Linked DNA regions of Homo sapiens: region 1 is linked to region 2. Evidence: read pairs that join two places in POLR2A ChIA-PET (ENCODE). Cell type or tissue: Panc1. All regions are shown on one strand. Links, peaks and the distances in the headings refer to the core of each region. The heading gives the core; the rest is flanking DNA.

Region 1 (5,312 bases), core at 741-4,740, 96 kb before region 2:
ATTCAGCTCAAATGGGCCGGGCGCAGTGGCTCACGCCTGTAATCCCAGCACTTTGGGAGGCCGAGGCAGGTGAATCATGAGGTCAGGAGTTCAAGACCAGCCTGGCCAAGAGAGTGAAACCCCGTCTCTACTAAAAATAGAAAAATTAGCTGGGCATGGTGGTGGCCACCTGTAATCCCAGCTACTCGGGAGGTTGAGGCAGAGAATTGCTTGAACCTGGGAGGTGGAGGTTACAGTGAGCCGAGATCACGCCGCCACGCTCCAGCCTAGGTGACAGAGCGAGACTCCATCTCAAAAAAAAAAAAAAAAAAAGATTCAGCTCAAATGGGAAATCTCCCTGACCGTTTCTCTTCACACAGAATAAGTACCATGTCCACCAAACTCCAGCTACACTTTTTAAAATAAACCATTACTCACATTTTGCTTTTTATTTTACCTTTATTACTTTTGTTTCTGTCTGTGCTAGATTGTGAGCCCCTTGAGGTCAGGGACTGTATCTTGTTCATCTTCATTCTAACAGCTTTATGTTCAGTTAACACTAGTAGAGCAACCAAAGATGAGCATTTTAAAGTTAAGGATTTATAGTTACACCTTGGTTAATGAATCTCCAGAATTGATACTCTTTTTTAGTTAGCTTTGTTTAAAATTCAAATTATAAGTCCTGAGAAGCAGTATTGGCATGTGATGGTGTTTCTACAAAGCCTTACAGCTTTGCAGGATAAAAATACCTCAGCACACAGTTTCTCTTTGTTCACTCACAGTTGAAAATCAACAGGGTTAACCTTAGGCAAAACTATGAAGTATGGAAAGTTTGTCTTTATTATCCAGGCATCTCCTGTTTTTACTTTTTCCCCTTAGCAATGTCTGTCTTTAGGTGTCTACTTTTTATCTTGTTCTGATCTTTTCTAGCCTGTCAATTCTGGATATATTTTAAGAATGAATGGGCATAAGTCAAACTGGGTATTTGGTTTTAAACCTTTTATTACTAAGTGTGAAATAAAAGCCATTAGATTACCTGTTCAAGTAATTTGAGTAGGCAGATTTTTTTCTCCCCATGGGAAAGAAAGAGAACTCACTGAAATTAAACCATTTATAGATTGGCCCCAAACACAAAATTAAGGAATCGTTTTAGTTTGCTGGAGGATTTGTCACCAGGACAACCATCTCTGCTTCGTGGGCCAAATGGGCAGATCTGACCTAGCTGCATTTGTTAGAGATCTGTTCTGAGGATTTAAAATGGGTGCTGAAGGTGACCCACAGAAGTGACCAAATTCCCTTAGGCAGGAGCAGGACAGTCACTGACTAGCCCATATGGCATCTTTGTACGTATTAGAAAAAGGTGCTCCTTCCTCAAGTGTTTTTATTTTTATCTGTCAGAAAATTGTGGTAATTTACAGATTTTGTTAAACAAGAAATTACTGCCATCTGTCAGAAAATTGACACGATAATTGCCATCTCTCATGTGAATGTGCCCCTTTAACACAACGTCATTGTGCACTATAAAACAGGCTGATCTAGGAAGGGGCTGCACCCTCCAGTTTGCTGCAGGCCAATGTGTCCTATTTTCTTACCAGTTTACTTAAAATTTAAGTAATTTCAAATAAACTTGCCTGTCCTTGCAGGCACTGGAATTTTCAATTCTTGGTCTTTGATTTTTCTGAAACATTTGAAAATGCAGAAAAGATACCACATGTTCTTTGTTCAAGAAAAAGGGTCTCATTTAGGGAATTGAATTGATGGGGTGCCGAATGGTCTGGGATTGTTAAATGCTGTTAATCAAGTCTTTAGCTTACTATTAGGAAGAACTAATTTAGACTTTGGGATGATCAGGATTTAAATATTCCTAGTAGTTTGTCACTGACAGTACAGGAACACCTGACTCCTAAGTGTGTTACATTCTATCTGTCTTGCTTGAGACTGTAATGCAGTTGCCATGGGATGTATTGTAAAGAAAACTTGAATTATTTAAGGAATCTTTGAGTTTCTAAGTAGAGAAAGAGAAGATGTTGGGGGTTTTTTTGTTTTGTTTTGTTTTTTTTAAAAAAAAGGCTGCTCAAAGGAAATGACTTTCAGCTAGAATGGTTCAGCCTGCATAGTGGGTCCCTCACTTTTATATGGCTTCATATTTTATGAATTAGAAGTTCTTTTTAGTGACTATCCTTAAAAAAAAAAATCTCATTTCCTTTCTCACAAAAAAGAAAATTGAATCACAGAAAAGTTGCGATTTGCCCAAGGTCATGATTTGTAAATGGCAAAGCTGGAATTTGAACCCACATCTGATTGATTCCAAAGGAATCAGCTGACAAGCTACCTCTTTCAGCTTTCAGTTTCAAAAGGTTGCCTGGCTTATTCGTAGGAAAAGAGAAAGGAGCAGCTGGTACTGTCTCTCTCCTCCCTCTTATTGAATGACCTTCAAAGTCCCACAACTTAAACCAACATTGTTAGTACCATGGTTCCGTTACATTATAAAATAAATACAAGATTCATATAAGATGTAAAATGGTCTCATTCTTTTAGTTTGGAATTTTTATCTAATTTCTGATTTTTTAATTTAAAAGCGAACTTTGATAGCATGATTGAATTGAATTTCAAAGCTCCATATTTCTGCAGGAGAGGTAGGACATTAAATGATTTTACGAGTCTGTGAAGTTTACTTTTCTGAAGTTTATGTGAAATCTCTAATGCTGTGTGTGGGTAGTTTTAATGAACTAGTAGTTGTGCTGTTTTGAAGATCTGCTAATCTATAATGTACCCCAGATATTTCTATTGTCATATATTGTACACTTTTGTTTTTATGACTTGAAAGCCTCAAAATGTCTAAAACCTTTTTCTTTTAATGTGTTATATATTTGAGGAAATCCCAAAGGAAGGAATTAATAATGTTCAGGCAGAAACTTTTCAAACTGAAAAATAGTACATGTCAGAAAAACGGGAAAGGATGACATATATGGGCGTGGTGAGGTTACATAAAACAAAATATGCCAATGAGCAGTATTCCCAGTAGAACGCGGCTCCATTAGGGCAAAGACCTTTTTTGTCTGATTCATTTATGGGTGTGTTTCTCATGAATAGAAGAGTACCTGACACCTAGTAGGTGCGTGATAAATACTTGTTAAGTAAAGAAAGGAATGAAAAGCATGTGATTTGGCTTTATGCATTTGTGTCCTACAAGCTGCCCAGGGTTTGATCACAATGACTCATTCTTTTTTAAGCTATTGCATGCCAAGTTGATTTATCTGCTTTTGTTACTTCCCTATATTTCATAGCTTCAGAGTGCCATTTATTACTCATTTGTTTAACAGATGTTTACTGAGCATCTAGTGTATACTAAGCAGTGTAACATTAAAAAGCAACCAGATCTTATGTTTCTTGGAAAATTGATCATACTAATTTAATGTAACTAATAATTTAGGGTATTATTTTATGCTGTGTGAGAAATTGGCACAGGCAGTAAATACTAGATTTCAGAAGTCAAACTTCATCATATAAGTATTTTCCATACTTATACTACCATATAAGTATCAGTAGACTTTGACTAGATAAAGAGTGGAGGGAGGGCTCCCAGGCAGGAATGGCACAGCCCAACCAAGGAAGGGATAAAACAATAGCAGTGTTCTGGGAAACTTAGTAGAGGTCACCCTGGTAAAGCCGAGATGGACAGAAAAAGGAATACATAGAATTGCCTGGTCGGTTGGGCTGATGGTAGTTTATTTTGTGCCAGACTGAACGGGCTAGACTTGATCTAGTAAGAGTCACTGATCGAGTGTATTTTACTCTGAGGGGGGTTCCTAGGTCTCCTTCAGGGCTCTGTCTTTGGTACAATTCTTCTCCTTTGGTTACTGACCTTAGTCATCTTTGTAGGCTCCTACTTACCGTCTGAACTTTTTGCCTCCGACCTTATCTTGGTAAGTGATCCCATCTGCTTAAAATGTATGTGTGTGTGTGTGTGTGTGTGTGTGTGTGTCTGTGTGTGTATATATATAGAGAGAGAAACCCCAGAATTTGTATCTCTGGCCTAGACCCCTCTAGACCTCTCTCCTGAGCTTTACACTCATGTACACCATTCCCCTTCAGAGCTCTACTTGGATGTCTCCTTCGTGTTTTAACTTCACATGCGTAAAATTGAATTCTTGGTTGTTAGCCCACCTCTAATGCAGTGTCCTCCCTGCCCCCAGTCTTACCCATTTTTTACGCAGTTTCTCAGGTAAAAAACCTGGGAGTTATCCATGATTCTTCTTTTCTTGACAAGACACATCTAGTCAATGACCAAGTCCTGTTAGTTGTACCAACACAATACACCCTGAATCCTACTACACTATTCTAAGCTGCCATTTTTGCTCCAGAATATAAGTTCAGGACTGACTATATAATCTGCAGGACCTAGTGCAAAATGAAAATATGGGGCCTTTTGTTCATACATTATTAAAAATTTCAAAAAGACCACTGAGGGACTTATCCATGTAACCAAAAACCATCTGTACCCCCCAAAACTATAGAAATTTTAATAAAAATGAAATCAGTGACAGTGGAGCATTAAATCAAGCTCAGGGCCCTTCCAAGTGGGGTCCCAGTATGACTGCACAGGCTCCCTCTTCATGAAGCTGGCCCTGCCTCCACTACTGCAGTAACCTCCTAAGTAGTAGCTCCTTCCTTCCCCCTATGGACCATCCCTCACAGGTCAGACTCATTAGTGTAGATCTAGTCATACCACTTCCCTGCTTATTGCAGTTAAAATAAAATGTACAAATCCTGCATCATCTGGCCTTCAGAACTTTGATCTGATCCTGAAGCTTTTTTAACCTCTTCTTCCACTACACATCTCATTCATTAGACAGCAGCCATAGTTGCCACCTTTTATCTGTCAAAAAGAACAAGTATAGTCCCATCTCAGGGCCCTTCTTTCTGTCTAAACACATATCTTTCATCAGATCTTCAGTTGGTAGCCCCCTTCCAACCATGCAGTTCTCTCAGTTTATATGGAACCTCCTCAGATGGGCCTTTCTCGACCACTGCTGGGTGAAATAGTATAGACTTCTCCCCACCGCCGCCACTACCACCACCTAATTATGTGCTATGACATTACTCAGGTTTATTGTATTCTTAACACTTACCATTGTGTGACTACCTTAATTAATTAATTATGACATACTGACTATATCTCCACCACCTAGCATAGTGTCTCATACATAATAGTGCTCAGTAAGTATTCATTGCACGAATGAATGTTTATCATAACCTTTTTAGCCTCTTTCATTTTAGGAGATTTATCTGAAGTTAACAATGTTTTTCTGTTAACAAAAGGAATACATACA
Region 2 (5,312 bases), core at 489-4,488:
AGGGGTTTCACCATGTTGGCCAGGATGTTCTCGATCTCTTGACCTCGTGATCTGCTGGCCTCAGCCTCCCAAAGTGCTGGGATTACAGGCGTGAGCCACCGCACCCGGCCTTATTTATTTATTTATTTATTTATTTATTTATTTAGTAGAGATGGGGGTTTCACCATGTTGGCCAGGCTGGTCTTGAACTCCTGACCTCAAGTGATCTGCCGCCTCAGCCTCCCAAAGCGTTGGGATTACAGGCATGAACCACCCCACCCGGCCATACCCAGAGTTTCTTATTTTCAGATGAAACATTTTGCTTGATGCCAACATTCTTGTTAGATGTTTTTGTTTGTTTTTTGTTTTTAAGACAGGGTCTTACTTTGTCACCCAGGCTGGGGTGCAGTGGCATGATCTCGCCTCACTACAACATCTGTCTCCCAGGTTCAAGCGATTCTCCCACCCCAGCCTCCCTAGTAGTTGGGACTACAGGTGATGACCTCCATGCCCGGCTTTTGTTTGTTTGTTTGTTTGTTTTGTATTTTTGGTAGAGATGAGGTTTCACCATGTTGCCTACCAGTTCTGGGATTACAGGTGTGAGCCACCATGCCTGGTCTTGTTAGGTTTTAAAGCCCATATTGTTTTCTGATCTGATTTTTTGTTTTGTGCTTTATAAAGCAAATATTTATGAAGTATCCACAATGAAGTACCCACAAAATGTGTTCTTAAAGTGAAAGCTAAAATAGAGCCCTTGTCCCTGCTTTCATGGTCCTTCTGTTCTAATGGATGTCATTCTGATGGGGGCTACGGTAACAGCAAGTCAGGGTCTCACCCATCAGAAGGTAATGGTATGTCAGTCGGGAGGCGGGATAGAGTGTCGGGCACTGCTATTTAGATGGTTCTTTAGGAAAGCCCTTCCTGATAAGAGAGCAGAGACCCTAAGAAATGAGAGTGTAGGCTGGGCGCAGTGGCTCACATCTGTAATCCCAGCACTTTGGGAGGCCGAGGCAGGTGGATCATGAGGTCAGGAGTTCGAGACCAGCCTGGCCAGCACAGTGAAACCCCACCTCTACTAAAAATCCAAAAAAAAAAAAAAAAAAAAAATTAGCCAGGCGTGGTGGCACATGCCTGTAGTCCCAGCTACCTGGGAGTCTGAGGCAGGAGAATGGCTTGAACCTAGGAGGCAGAGGTTGCAGTGAGCCGAGGTTGTGCCATTGCACTCCAGCCTGGTGGACAGAGCAAGACTCCATCTCAAAAAAAAGAAAAAAGAAAAAGAAATGAGAGTGTAAGCCACATGGGACTCCAAGGGCAGAGCGAGCATAAGGTCAGGAGTTGGGGGGGATGTTTGAGGGGCACTGGGGAGGCCTGAGCAACTGGAGCTGAGTGAGGGAGAGGGGACGTGCCAGATGTGTGCTACAGAAAAAATTACTCATGGCCGGGCGTGGTGGCTCACGCCAGCACTTTGGGAGGCCAAGGTGGGCAGATCACTTGAGGTCAGGTGTTCGAGACCAGCCTGGCCAACATGGCGAAACCCCGTCTCTACTAAAAACACAACTCACGCCTGTAATCCCAGCACTTTGGGAGGCCGAGGCGGGCGGATCACGAGGTCAGGAGATCGAGACCATCCCGGCTAAAACGGTGAAACCCCGTCTCTACTAAAAATACAAAAAATTAGCCGGGCGTAGTGGCGGGCGCCTGTAGTCCCAGCTACTTGGGAGGCTGAGGCAGGAGAATGGCGTGAACCCGGGAGGCGGAGCTTGCAGTGAGCCGAGATCCCGCCACTGCACTCCAGCCTGGGCGACAGAGCGAGACTCCGTCTCAAAAAAAAAAAAAAAAACACACACAAAAATTAGCTGGGTGTAGTGTCACATGTCTGTAATCCCAGCTACTCAGGAGGCCGAGGCAGAAGAATCGCTTGAATCTGGGAGGCAGAGGAATCAGTGAGCCAAGATCACGCCACCGCACTCCAGCCTGGGCGACAGAGGAAGATTCCATCTCAAAAAGAAGGAAAGGAGAGGAGAGGGGAGGGGAGGGGAGGGGAGGGTCACTACTGACACTTGTTAAAGTGGAATGGCAGACTTTAGTCGGGGGGCCGTCACCATATATATAAGGACTGTTCCCCAGTGGGGGAGAGATTGGGCTCAACTCCAAATCAGCAAGAAAAGGTGGAACGTGCAGCCAGGGGGTGGGGCCCAGGTTTTCTTTTTTTAAATTTTTTTTGAGACAGAGTCTTACTCTGTCGCCCAGGCTGGAGTGTAGTGGCACGATCTTGGCTCACTGCAACCTCGCCTCCCAGGTTCAAGCAATTCTCAGCCTCCCAAGTAGCTGGGATTACAGGCGTGCGCCACCACGCCCACCTAATTTTTATGTTTTTAGTAGAGACGAGGTTTCACCATGTTGGCCAGCTTGGTCTCGAACTCCTGGCCTCAAGTGATCCACCTGTCTCGGCCTCCCAAAGTGCTGGGATTACAGGCATGAGCCACCGCGCCCAGCCCCAGGGCCCAGGCTTTCTAGGGCCTAAACTGATACCATTTGTGAGGCCCTGGTTAAGGAAATGAATATAAAATAATGAATCCAAAATGAGGTCCGAGAATGAATATTTAAAGGCGCCCTTAACCTAGGGTCCACAGTCCCCTGTAGCTGGGAGGTGGGTGCGCCTTTGGGCCAGGGCATGTGCACTCCTTTGTGCCAGTCTCTCCCCAGCTGCTCGGCCTGTCAGCACCTGTTGCTGTTTCAAATTTGCAGCCCTGCAGCCCATCCAGCCTGAGTGTGGCCCGCTGAACTCTGGCCAAAGGCCAAAGTGCCTTTAAATGAAGGTTGTCCAGCCTTGACTGAGATTAGAGTAGACAGATAGATTAACCCAAATAGTTAATCTGCCAAAAATGTCCATCTTAATTTAAGTTGGAATATTACATGAAAAAAAAGTTGGAATATTACGTGAAAATGTAACATAAAGGCCAGGTGCCATGACTCACGCCTGTAATCCCAGCTCTTTGGGAGGCCGAGTCAGGAGGATCACTTGAGGTCAGGAGTTCCAGAGCAGCCTGGCCAACATGGTGAAACCCCATGTCTACTAAAAATGCAAAAAACTAGCCGGGCATGGCAGCATGTGTCTGTAGTCCCAGGTACTTGAGAGGCTGAGGCAGGAGAATCACTTGAACCCGGGAAGCAGAGATTGAGATTGCGCCACTGCCCTCCAGAAAAAAGAAAGAAAGAAAGAAAGAAAATGTAACATAAGGTGCTAAGTACATAGAAAGAACAATAGAATCAGAGCTCTTTGGGGGGAGTGATGGATTCTGACAGAGGAAGAGGAGGAAGAGGGGGAGGAGGAGAGAGGAAGAGGGGGAGGAGGGGGAGGAGGGGGAGGAAGAAAAGTGGGAGAAAGGAGGAGGAGGAGGAAGAGGAGGAGGAAGCTCTCACAAAGGAAGCAGCATTTATCTGGATTGGTAAACATAAGCAGGCTCTGCCAGGTCGAGGATGGCAGAGGGGTCATTGCAGGAGGCAAAATGGCACCGGCAGCAAGGGGTTGGGTGCAGAGAAGTGGAGGGTATGTTGGGGCTGCAGGGGTCTCGGAGGGAGAAGCTGGAGAGGTGGGCTGAAGAGTGAAAGGCTGGGCTGCGGAAGGCAGGCATTTCAGTGAAGCTGCTGGAAACCATCACAGACTAAAATGTTAATGATTAATCATTTGTTACTATATTAACCCACTGCGAGGGCTAACAGTTTTTCAAAAGGCCCTCTGGAGCCCGGAAGACTTGGCTGAGGGGCAGTCTGTTTTATTTTTTTAATTTTAATTTTTCTAATTATGGAAAATTTCAATAATAACCTGTGTACCCGTCCTCCTGCTTCAGTATTATCAACCAGAGCCCATTTGGTTTCAACTATCTCACCACTCACTTCTCCCTTGCTATATTATTTTAAAACAAATCTCAAGAGATAATGTTCTCTAAAAGATTAAGACTTCAGAGCAGAAGAAATAACTATTGGGTACAAGGCTTAGTACCTGCGTGATGAAATAATCTATACAACGAAGCCCTGTGACACGAGTTTACTTATATAACAAAACTGCACGTGGACCCCCAAACCTAAAATAAAAGTAAAAAAAAAGAAACTAAAGGTAAAAAAGACTAGAAAAAATAACCATAATATCATCAATGTCATAAATTTCTTTTTTTATAGTTTGCTTCAATCAGGATCAAATGTCGGAGGTCTTTGAACCAGAGCAACTCCATCTTGAATAGAGGCTGGGTAAAACAAGGCTAAGTCCTGCTGGGCCTCATTCCCAGGAGGTTAAGGCACTCTGAGTCACAGGACGAGCTAGGAGGTCAACACAAGATACAGGTCATAAAGACCTTGCTGATAAAACAGCTTGCAGTAAATAAGCCGGCCAAAACCCACCAAAACCAAGATGGTGATGAGAGTGACCCCTGGTCGTCCTCACTGCTACCCTCCCACCAGTGCCATGACAGTTACTAATGCCATGGCAGCATCAGGCAGTTACCCTATATAGTCTAAAAAGAGGAGGCATGAATAATCCACCCCTTGTTTAGCATGTCATCAGGAAATAACCATAAAAATGGGCAACCAGCAGCCCTTGGGCCTGCTCTATGGAGTAGCCATTCCTTATTCCTTTCCTTTCCTAATAAATTTACTTTCACTTTACTCTACAGACTGGCCCTGAATTCTTTCTTCCACAAGATCCACAAACCCTCTCTTGGAGTCTGGATTGGAACCCCTTTCCGGTAACACAAATAAGGTTTATACATTGCGATTGGTTGATCTTTTAAATCTCTTATTAATCTAGAATTTATCTGTTTCTTTTTTCTTTTGATTTATTTGTTAAAAAAAACAAAAACAAACTCAAGTTGTTTGTCCTTTAGAATTCCCCAGTCAGGGCTTCAGCAATGGCATCACTGTAGTGTCATATAATATGCCCTCTGTCCCTACAGTTGCCATAATTTGGTATACGGATGTCAATCAGCTTTAGGTTTGATCTTTTGACAAGGCCATTTCATAGTTGGTGGTGTGTTCTTCCATCAGGAAGTATGTAACAGATACTTGGTTGTCTCTCTTTTTGTGATATTAACAATCATTGATACTCAATACCCAGGTAGGAATGGATACGTAGGGCTGGGCCCTGGTGGCTCATGCCTGTAACCCTAACACTTTGGAAGGTCAGAGTGGGCAGATTGCATGAGCCCAGGAGTTTGAGACCAGCCTGGGCAACATGATGAAACTCCATCTCTACAAAAAAATTAAAAAATTAGCTGGGCACGGTGAAGCATGCCTGTAGTCCCAGCTACTCAGGAGGCCGAAGTGAGAGAATTGCTTGA

The links. ChIA-PET counts read pairs that join two places held together with the same protein. Peaks named below come from ENCODE experiments on the same cell type or tissue, not always from the same donor. Only the 100,000 strongest peaks of a DNase experiment are listed, where the experiment ranks them.
Region 1: POLR2A ChIA-PET joins it to region 2 with 14 read pairs; 3 of 35 experiments call an interaction of 5 or more read pairs at or near these places.

What each region holds. Positions count from the first base shown.
Region 1 is chr13:45,217,005-45,222,316 of GRCh38, forward strand. All of the region lies in intron 5 of GTF2F2 (general transcription factor IIF subunit 2), which reads left to right. Among named protein-coding and RNA genes, the nearest start is that of KCTD4, 19 kb to the left of the region's middle. In Panc1, for the core only: no CTCF peak of the experiment used is centred there; a DNase peak (open chromatin) is centred at 3,077; H3K27ac peaks cover 504 bases.
Region 2 is chr13:45,312,968-45,318,279 of GRCh38, forward strand. No RefSeq gene overlaps it. Among named protein-coding and RNA genes, the nearest start is that of SNORA31B, 21 kb to the right of the region's middle. In Panc1, for the core only: no CTCF peak of the experiment used is centred there; no DNase peak of the experiment used is centred there.